Linked DNA regions of Homo sapiens: region 2 is linked to region 1. The links are chromatin contacts, found by Hi-C or POLR2A ChIA-PET in ENCODE. All regions are on one chromosome and are shown on one strand. The core of a region is the stretch at or near the end of the contact, and the rest is flanking DNA. Distances in the headings are between cores, read along the strand shown.

Evidence for each region. Hi-C counts contacts between places; a loop is a spot of excess contacts on that map. ChIA-PET counts read pairs that join two places held with the same protein, here RNA polymerase II (POLR2A). Pooled maps may share reads with other maps.
Region 2: a map of heart left ventricle shows a loop between it and region 1 (2.2-fold over the local background). The contact joins two enhancer-like sites. A Hi-C loop is called at or near these places in 11 of 168 maps with a recorded cell type or tissue (CD4-positive, alpha-beta T cell, MCF 10A, cardiac septum and 5 more) and 10 of 50 pooled maps. POLR2A ChIA-PET finds 5 or more read pairs at or near these places in 4 of 52 experiments (CD4-positive, alpha-beta T cell, MCF 10A, activated CD4-positive, alpha-beta T cell and 1 more).

What each region holds. Positions count from the first base shown.
Region 1 is chr3:30,352,545-30,357,013 of GRCh38, reverse strand. It overlaps a transcript of LOC101927995 not described here. Among named protein-coding and RNA genes, the nearest start is that of LINC01985, 160 kb to the left of the region's middle. RefSeq lists a silencer at 1,723-2,017. Within about 2 kb of position 2,798, at least 12 of the 41 ENCODE cell types and tissues checked have a DNase peak (open chromatin) inside an H3K27ac peak, as active enhancers do; they include heart left ventricle and heart right ventricle, where a contact is called at or near this core.
Region 2 is chr3:30,423,970-30,428,731 of GRCh38, reverse strand. All of the region lies in intron 4 of LOC101927995 (a long non-coding RNA gene), which reads right to left. The region is part of intron 3 of LOC105377013 (a long non-coding RNA gene); the gene reads left to right. Among named protein-coding and RNA genes, the nearest start is that of LINC01985, 93 kb to the left of the region's middle. Within about 2 kb of position 2,236, at least 6 of the 41 ENCODE cell types and tissues checked have a DNase peak (open chromatin) inside an H3K27ac peak, as active enhancers do; they include heart left ventricle and heart right ventricle, where a contact is called at or near this core.

The DNA of each region.
Region 1 (4,469 bases), core at 1,549-4,048:
ATAAAGGCACTGGGCCAAGTGGGCAAGTGGAGGCAGGAATCCAACCCACATGCTGCTACCAAGCTGTGCCCCCTTGTAGCAGGACTGTGTCTGCCAAAGGACTGCCTCATTCTAATTCATTTAAAGATGTTCTGTTAACCCACAGGGGCCTGCCTAGCTCTAGTATACAATGTCCTCTGGGGTTGGTGACCCTCCTGCTCAAATATAGACCTAGTGTCACAGTATCAAACACCCAGTGCCAGGACTCTCTGAGGTGGATATCTGTACCCCCTTGAGCCATATGCCCAAGCCAGATGCTGACTGATTGTCTCTTGTCTGAACACTCTTCTTTCTCTGAGACTTGGAACCTGCTGTACTGTGAGGTTCTGCCTCGTCTCAGGGTCTAAAGAGCTCCACTGGGCACAGTCCCTTCCATTTGGCTCGTTGTTCTGACCTGGTTAGGTTGGACATTGGGTTTACTGTAGGTACAGTGAAGTTCCATAATGTGAACATTTAACGCAAAAACCCAGCTATTAGAGGTCAGCAAAGAAAAAGCAAATGAGAAAGTCAACTTAGTTTTCTCCTGTCATTCCAGTGAATAAGTATAAGCTTTAGGGTGAGCATATTTCCCATAGTGTGAACATTTTGATGTACTAATTATGATTCTAATTTTTAAAATAATATACATATTTATATATAACATGGCCCATAAATGCAAGCTGACAATCTCTTTTCTGGTACTCAGCTAAAGAAAGCATGATTTTTTTAATGCTGGGGAAAAAGGGAGGTCAGAGATGGAGCTATCTTAGAAAGATACTGAAAGCTATTCAGAAATTGGGATATTTTGTTAGGTAATTTTGACTACGCATAATTTTTTTTCTTAAAGTATCAGAGCCTGCACCTTGGTGCAAAATATGAATCTGACGTAAAGACTTTGAGGTTTTTATGTAACCATTCTCCCTGGAAGTGCCCTTGAAGTCCTTGTTCCTACCTCTCCTAGGCACATTGCTGCTAGGAGAGAGACACTACTTCAAATCTCCTCTCAGGATCATCCTTGCTGCCAGCACTTTGTGCAACAAAAGCTCTGCTCAGCAGGGTGTGGAATGTGTACAGGTTCTTTATAAAACATCAGGGAATGTTTTCCTTAAAACACTTTCTTTGGGCTTAAGATTGTAGCCTTGTCTGAAGTTCTGCATCTGGTATGGGTCAGAAGCCTAGTGAGCTGGAACTACAGTAGACCACAAAGGATAAGGAAGTCAGAGAAGCAGAAAAGAAGAGTTGAGTAATGCCAGCCATGCACCATGATCAATGAAAGGAACAATCTAGCTTCACCTCAGTTATTCCGGACACAAATAAATGTCCACTTATAAACCTTTAGAGCTGGATTAAGTTCAGGTCCAAGTAATACATTAAATTTAATAGGTGAGTGCTTGCTCTATACCAGGCATTCTTCTAGCATGCAGAAATTTATGAAGGGGCAGCTTGTCCTTCCTTGTCATTTTAGAAATAGCAACACTAAAGCCCAGGGTGGCCCAGACTTATCCAGTTACACCTAAGACACTGGCAAATGACTGAAGATAGGATTTGTTTGCTAGAAATAATTGATAAACGTCTTCAATACCATCAAGTGCTCTCCCTTACCATCATATCTTTGTGAAATTCTTATAATAAGATAAAATGCTTTCAGTGTTTTAAAGGATACCAGATGAAATAAATCTTACTCCAGTTCACCAAGACCTACACACAGCTCTCATGAACCTTTAGAACAGAGCTGTGCAAATAAAGATTCACATTTCACTTGGAGCATGGCCAAGAATGATGGAAAGTAATCAAAGAGCATTTAGCGTTTATTGTGTGTTCCACCACACCGTGCTGCCTCATATGTAACTACATTCAAAACCATTGTTCCTTGGGATTCTCTACTGAGAACATTTAATCGTATACACGGCTGCTGTCAAGTGGCTGTTTCAAAGAGACCCCTCCCCACGCCTAGTCAAGTTAAAGCGAATCCCTCTCAGTCCTCGCTGCTCATAAAGCACATAAAAAAATTAAACTCCAGCTTCCTATCTCCAAGTGCTTAAAGACTCCCAAGCAAAACCTCCTTTTTGAAGTGCTGAAAGAACAATTGGTTCTCAGAAAGTAGATCTGCTGCTGAAAGGCCAACTGACTACCTCAATAACTGCAGTGGAGGCCTCCTGGAACCCTGGGAGCCTGGGCTGAGCTCCCTCTTAGGAAAACAGCCCCTGCACAAGCCTGGCTCAGGGGCACATAGACTGGGAGAGACTTTCATGACTCTGGCAACTCATGCTCTCTAGTTGCCGTGAAAGGTCAGGCTGGCCTTGGGAAGTGAAGCCAAGAATAGTTTGATGCTTTTCCACTGGGAGGTTTGGTCCCCAGAGAGGACTATTCTTGGAGGGAATACATAGTTTACAGTGTCCAGGCAATGGGGGCTGGGGTGTTTCTTGATAATATCTGAGTGCCAAGGCAGGAACTGTGTCCTATTTGTGTAAGAATCTTTAGCATCTCACCTAGTGCCTAGTACATAACAGGATCACAGTGGGTGCTTTTGGAGTGAATGAATAAACAGAACGTAGTTAATCCCAAAATAAAAGAGATCCTCTAAATTTCTTTGCACAGAGTTCTTAATATAGTCAGTCACAGGGACTGCCTCCTGGTTCTAGCTGTCAACAAAACTGGGCCTATTATGAGCATGGCTCTGCATCCTTCATCTTGCACAGAGCTGGTACACTGTGGACCTTTAACTCACCTCAAATGATAACCACAGGAAGTGGTATACCTGCTAATGCACATGTCAGGAAGAGGCTCAGGGCTGTGGTTTCTCTGTGTGTGTGTATTTTTCCCCAAGTAGGTTTTTAAAATTCAAAACTTATGACTTGAATTTGATATTTAATAAACCAATAATATTAACTCTCTTTCTTGCCCTGTTGTATACAAGAATAGTGCTCTGAGATTATTTTCATCTGGGAATAGAGTTGCACTATTGCTATTGGGATTAAAGCCATAAAAGTGATTTTGCCTTTTTGTAGGTGATTCTATAAATAGATCATGGAACTGTAACCATGGAAGGCTCTTCAGAGGGATAAACCTGTGAGTGTGATCACATTTACAGTTATGCAGGCATGTGTAGGCATGTGAAAATTACAGCTTTTAACATAATTCTCAAGTGATATAGTCCTGTTGTATTTTTGCTGAGAATGTTTCATTTTGCTTCTTGATTCAGATACACTTATTAGGATTCCTTAGGCCAAAGGTTGGCAAGCTTTTTCTGTAAAAGACTTGCTCCTAAATATTCTATGTTTTGCAGGCCATATGGTCTCTGGTCTCTTCTGGGGCTACTCAGCTCTGTGGCTTGAGAGCAGCCACAGACACTACATATATGAATGAGCACGGCTGTGTTCCAATAAAACTTTATTTATGGACACTGGTTTACTAGAATTTTATATAATTTGTATGTATCATAAAATATTATTCTTCTAAATACCTAATGTAAATGACGAGTTGATGGGTGCAGCAAACCAACATGGCACATGTATACCTATGAACAAACCTGCATGTTGTGCACATGTACCCTAGAACTTAAAGTATAATAATAAAAAAAAAACCAGGCCCGACTTTAACATAATAAAAAAAATATTATTCTTCTTTGGATTTTTTTGGCCCTTTAAAAGTGTAAAGTTATTCTTAGCTCATGGGGTACACAAAAACAGGAGGCATGCTAGATCAGATCTGAGGGCTGTGACTGGCTGACCCCTGCCTTGGACTTCCTCAATAAAACTACCCCTGAACTTCATTTGCTGACTGATTCCATTTAGATGTGTCCATGGTAATTTCTACCACCTGGGGTCAAGCATTCACTGGCACTGTTCTTGGCTGCCACTGTGCAAATAGTCCTACCAGTCAGACACCTGGAATTTCTGTCTTTTACTCCCATTTTTAAAGTAGAGTCAAAAAAGGCACTTTGGGCCAGGGAATCTGGCATAATCAAAAGGACCGGATCATACAACTTAGAAGCACAGAGAAGTTAACTTCTAATGGGGCAAACTTGGACCAATGAAACAGGAGATGGGAAGGAGCCAAATTCTTCCTTCCTCACTCCCATGGTAACAGTTTCTCATACACACTTTTTTGAGGCATCCTGCCTGAATGTTTGCATCTGCTGAATGATGTGTTATGCCTAGCAATGTTCTGCATCTTCTGGCAATTTCTTTCTATAATTTCCTGTCTCATTTTCCTCTTTCTGTGCTTTTGTTGCCCTAGGTTTGTACCTCCTAAATAAAATATCAACACTTAATCCTTGCCTCAGGCTCTCTTCCACAGGGAACCCAGCTGAGACACTCTTAAGAACACATACACATATTCACTAAAAAATTCCAGTCCAAAAAATATATATATCTACAAGTAACCTTGCTCAAAATACATGGCAGGGATTCCAAATTCAACTAGAGCCAGTTAGCTAATGTGAATTCATG
Region 2 (4,762 bases), core at 987-3,486, 72 kb before region 1:
CCATTTGTCTAATTTTTTTTCAAGGTTTTTAACTTCTTTGCCATGGGTTCGAACTTCCTCCTTTAGTTTGGAGTAGTTTGATGTTGATGCTTGATTGCATTAAATTTTTCCTTTTGTTGGTCTTAGACTCTCATGACTTAAGAAAGTTCAAGATGGACATCTGAAAGGGCAGAGGAAGGACATCTAAAGAATCCAAGCAAAAACCAGAACTAAGGCCTCAGACATATTGCCCCAGTAGAGCCAATATGACTGACTGCTCCTTAGCTATTCAAGTCATCCCAGCTTAGTCATCCCCATTGTGGTCTGACAAAATTCCTAATTCACAGAATTGTGAGTTTTAAAAGAAGTGATTGTTGTTTTAATTCACTAACTTTTGGGATAGAATGGATAATTGAAACAGGAAATTTGGTCAAGGATTAAAAATGCCTAACATGTTTAATTTGAGTTCCTGAAGAAGAGAAGGGATAAAATGGGACAGAAGCAGTATTTGAAGGTATATTGGCAAAACAATGATGTAAACCACCACCAAGACACAGATTTAAAAATTGCTGTGACTTCAAGATGATCAATGAAAAATAAGACATACATAGGCACATTATTGTAAAACTGCTAAGTACAAAGGCAAAAATAGTTTCTTAGAAGCAGACAGAAAACAAAGGCATGCTACCTAAAAAGAAACAAGAATAACTTTGATATCTGTCTTTCTAACCAAAATGATGGAAGCATAAAATAACAGAATGGTGTCTTGAGATAAAACAAAAACTCTATCAACCTAGAATTCCATATAAAATGAAAATACCCTTTAAAAATTAAGATAAAATAAAGACATTTTTAGGTAAAAAAAAAAAAAGTCTAGAAGACTGATTCAGTAGCAGGCTTAGCTTACAGCAAAAAACTTAACAGAAAAGTCTGTCAAGAAGAATAACATAACCCCAGATAGAAGGGCAGACATTGAAAAGGGTGAATATTTTGAAAATTTTAAACGTTTATTTTTTTTTAAGAGACAAATTCTTGCTCTATTGCTCAGGCTCAAGTGCAATGGCACAGTGATAGCTCACCAATCCTCAAATTAGTGAGCTCAAGCAATCCTCCTGCCTCAGCCTCCTGAGCAGCTGGGACTATAGGTGCCCACCAGTACACATGGCTAATTTTTTTATTTCATATTTTTTTTGTAGAGATGGGGCCTGGCTATGTTGCCCTGGCTAATCTTGAACTCCTGTCCTCAAGCAACCCTCCCACTGTGGCCTCCCAAAGCACTGGGAAAATGTCTATTGACTATATATTAAGCAGTAATAATGCTGCCTTGTGGTGTTTAAAATAAATGTAGGATTAAATTACAAGAAAACAATAGTACAAAAGGTTGGAGGAGAATAAATGACAATTAAAGTGATACAAGGTTTTGCACTGTCTAGAAAAGGAAAATAGTACTAATTTATATAGACTCTGATAAGTCAAAGATACATATGGTAATTTCTAATACCACCAGAAAGTTGATAGAGAAAATTATACTAAACATATTATTGAAGGAGGGAAATTAAATAATACAATTTATTTGATTATTTTGGTGGAAGGCAAGAAAGAAGACATAAAGAACAGAAAGCAGATTAAACAAAATATTACAAAGTATTATGGTAGATTTGAGCCCAAATATGTTGAAACTACTAGAAAAAAATACTCCAATTTGAAAACAAAGACTGTGAACTGATTCAAAATCAAAACCCAGTTATATGCTGTTTATAATGAATGTACCTTAAATATGAGAAAAGAGGCAGGCTGAAAATAAAGAGTAGAGATCATTATGCAAATACTACTCATTTTTAAAAAGCTGATGTAGTTATATTATTATCTAATAAACTAGGATTCAGGAAATAATGAGGGAATTTTATAGTAATAAAAGAAGTGACAAGAGTCACATCTTGAATGATGTCATGAGGAGCTCAGAGGATCCTTTGCCCAGTGAAACAACTGTAACTGGTGAAAATTAGTAAGTTTTAACAAAGGAAAAACAATGACACAAATCTATAATTTTTGGAAAATGTCTAAGGGCATCCAGCAAATGGAGACATATATATTTAAGAAAATCTTCTAAATCTTATTAAGAACAGTAAAAATAGGTGGCATTTGAACTAAAGACGTGCTCCCTTCCCCCGCTCTCCAGCTGAGCATGACAGAAGCTCTACTCCAGCCAAGAGGAGTTGCAGCCAAGAACACAGAGCTTGCATTCCTCCCAGCTCCCAGTCAAGGGCCGTGGTATCTTCTCAGAAAGGACAGGCTGACAGCATTTCTCATTACCACCCCCAGATCTGTGTTGCAGAAGCTCTATTCCAAGCAAGAGCAGCTGAAAAGTCTGGGGCTCCCTTCTTCCATCCACCCCCATTCACAGGGCAGAAGCTCTACCCCAGGTGTGACTGGGTAATAATATTGAACCCTATTGTTAGAAGACAGGATCTTGTAAGGAAACAATTAGAATTAATAAATGAGCACAGTAATGTTCAAGATGTAAGACAAATGTGCAAAACCAATTGTATTTCTATACACTAGCAATTAACAATCTGAAAAAGAAATTAAGGATATAATTCCATTTATGACAGCTTCAAAAGCTATAAATACTTAGAAATGAAATTAACAAAAGAAGTGCAAAACTTGTACTCTGAAAACTGCAAAACATTGATGAAAGAAATTTGAGAAGACTTAAATATTACAACCTATGTTCATGGGTTGGAAGATTTATTATTTTAAGGTGTTAATACTCCACAAATTTATCTACACAATTAATGCAATACTTATCAAAATTACAGATAGCTGACTTTTTTTTCAGAAATTGATAAGTTGATTCTAAAATTCATATAGAGTGCAAGAGAACCAGGATAGCCAAAACAAGCTTTATAAAAAAAGAACAAAATTGGAGGATTTACAGTTCCCGATTGTAGAACCTACTTCAAAGCTACAAAAACCAAGACAATGTGGTATTAGCATTTGGATAGACATATAGATCAATGTAAAAGAATGGAAAGTACAAAAGTAAATCCTGACATTTGCTGTCAACTAATTTTTTGACAAAGTTTCAACATAATTTAATTGCAAGAAAAAGTTTTTTCAATAAGTACTGGGATAACTGGATACCCATATGTAAAGAATGAAATTGGATGCCTTCCTTATACTGTACACAAAAATTAACTTCAAATAAATTATAGACCTAAATGTAAGAGCTAAACTAAAATTATGTACCTAAATGTAAGAGCTAAACGAAAGATCTCATAGAAGAAAACATAGGAACATATCTTTATGATATACCTTCATGGCAAAGCCTTCTTAGATATGACACCAAGTGCACACACCAAAAAATGCATATGAATTCAACTTCATGAAAATTAAAAGCACTTTGCACTTTAAAGGACATTATGAAGCATCTGAGAAGACAACCCACAGAATAAGGGAAATTATTTGCAAATCATATATATCCAATATATATATGTATCTTGTATTTATAAAGAATCCACACAAACCAATAATAAAAAGGGAAATAACCCAATTAAAAATGAGCAAAGGCTCTGATTAGACATTTATCCAAAGAATATACAAATGGCAAATAAGCACAAACAGTTTGGCAGTTTCCTAGAGTGTTAAACATGGAGTTATTATAATACCCAGCAATTTCACTCCTAGTAATATACCCAGACAAAAACATATACCCACATAAAACTTGTACACAAATGTTTATAGCAGTATTATTCATATAGCATAAAAGTAGAATTAAGTAAAATGTCTACTAATTGAAGGATGTATATAAAAATGAATATCCATAAGATGAATGGCTGTTTGGTAATAAAAAAGGAAGAAAATACTACTATATGTCCCAACATAAATGAATCTTGAAATATATACTAAGTTTAAAAACCTGGTAAAAAAAAAAATCACATATTGTATGATTCCATTTATATAAAATGTCCGAATCTATGCAGAAAATATTAGAATAGTAGTTGCTTATGCTGGAGGTTAGGGTAGCAGAACAAAGAGTTACCACAAATGTCAGTGGGTTTAAAATATTTTAAAATTGATTGTAGTAACATTTTGCAATTATGTAAATATACTAAAATCCATTTTAGTTTACATTTTAAAAGGATGAATTGTGTGATATGTAAATTATAGCCTAAATAAGGCTGGCAAAAAATGAATAAATAAGAACCAATTTACCAGAAAAATGTTAATACTAAATGTGTATAATCTAAAATAAAGCCTCAAAATATGTAAAGGAAAAGTTAACAAATTTTAAAGGAGAAATAAATTTCACAATCATGATGACAAACAATGTAACCCTCTAAGTAACTATTAGAGCAAACAAATAAAAAGTAAAAATAAAAAAGTTGACTTATTAATTGATCCAACTGACATGTACACACCACTGTAGCCAGCAAATGTAACATCCACATTCAAGCACACAGGAAACATTTAGCAAACTTGATCGTATGCGGAAGGGTAAAGCAAGTCTCGAGATGGGAGAAGATTGAAATCTGGCAGGTTATTTTGCTCAGGGTAGAAATAAGATAGAAAAGAATTATTAAAAGCTAACTAGATATTCTCAAGTGACAGAAAATTTAAAAATACACGTTTAAAGAATCAATGAGTCAAAAAATAGTGAAAATTAGAAAATATTTTAAGCTCAATGAAAAAGAAAACATATTACATCAAACCTTTTAAAATATGAGCTTAAAGTCTTGCTTAGAGGAAAATTTAAAGCCTTGTTTAGATGTATTAGAAATTA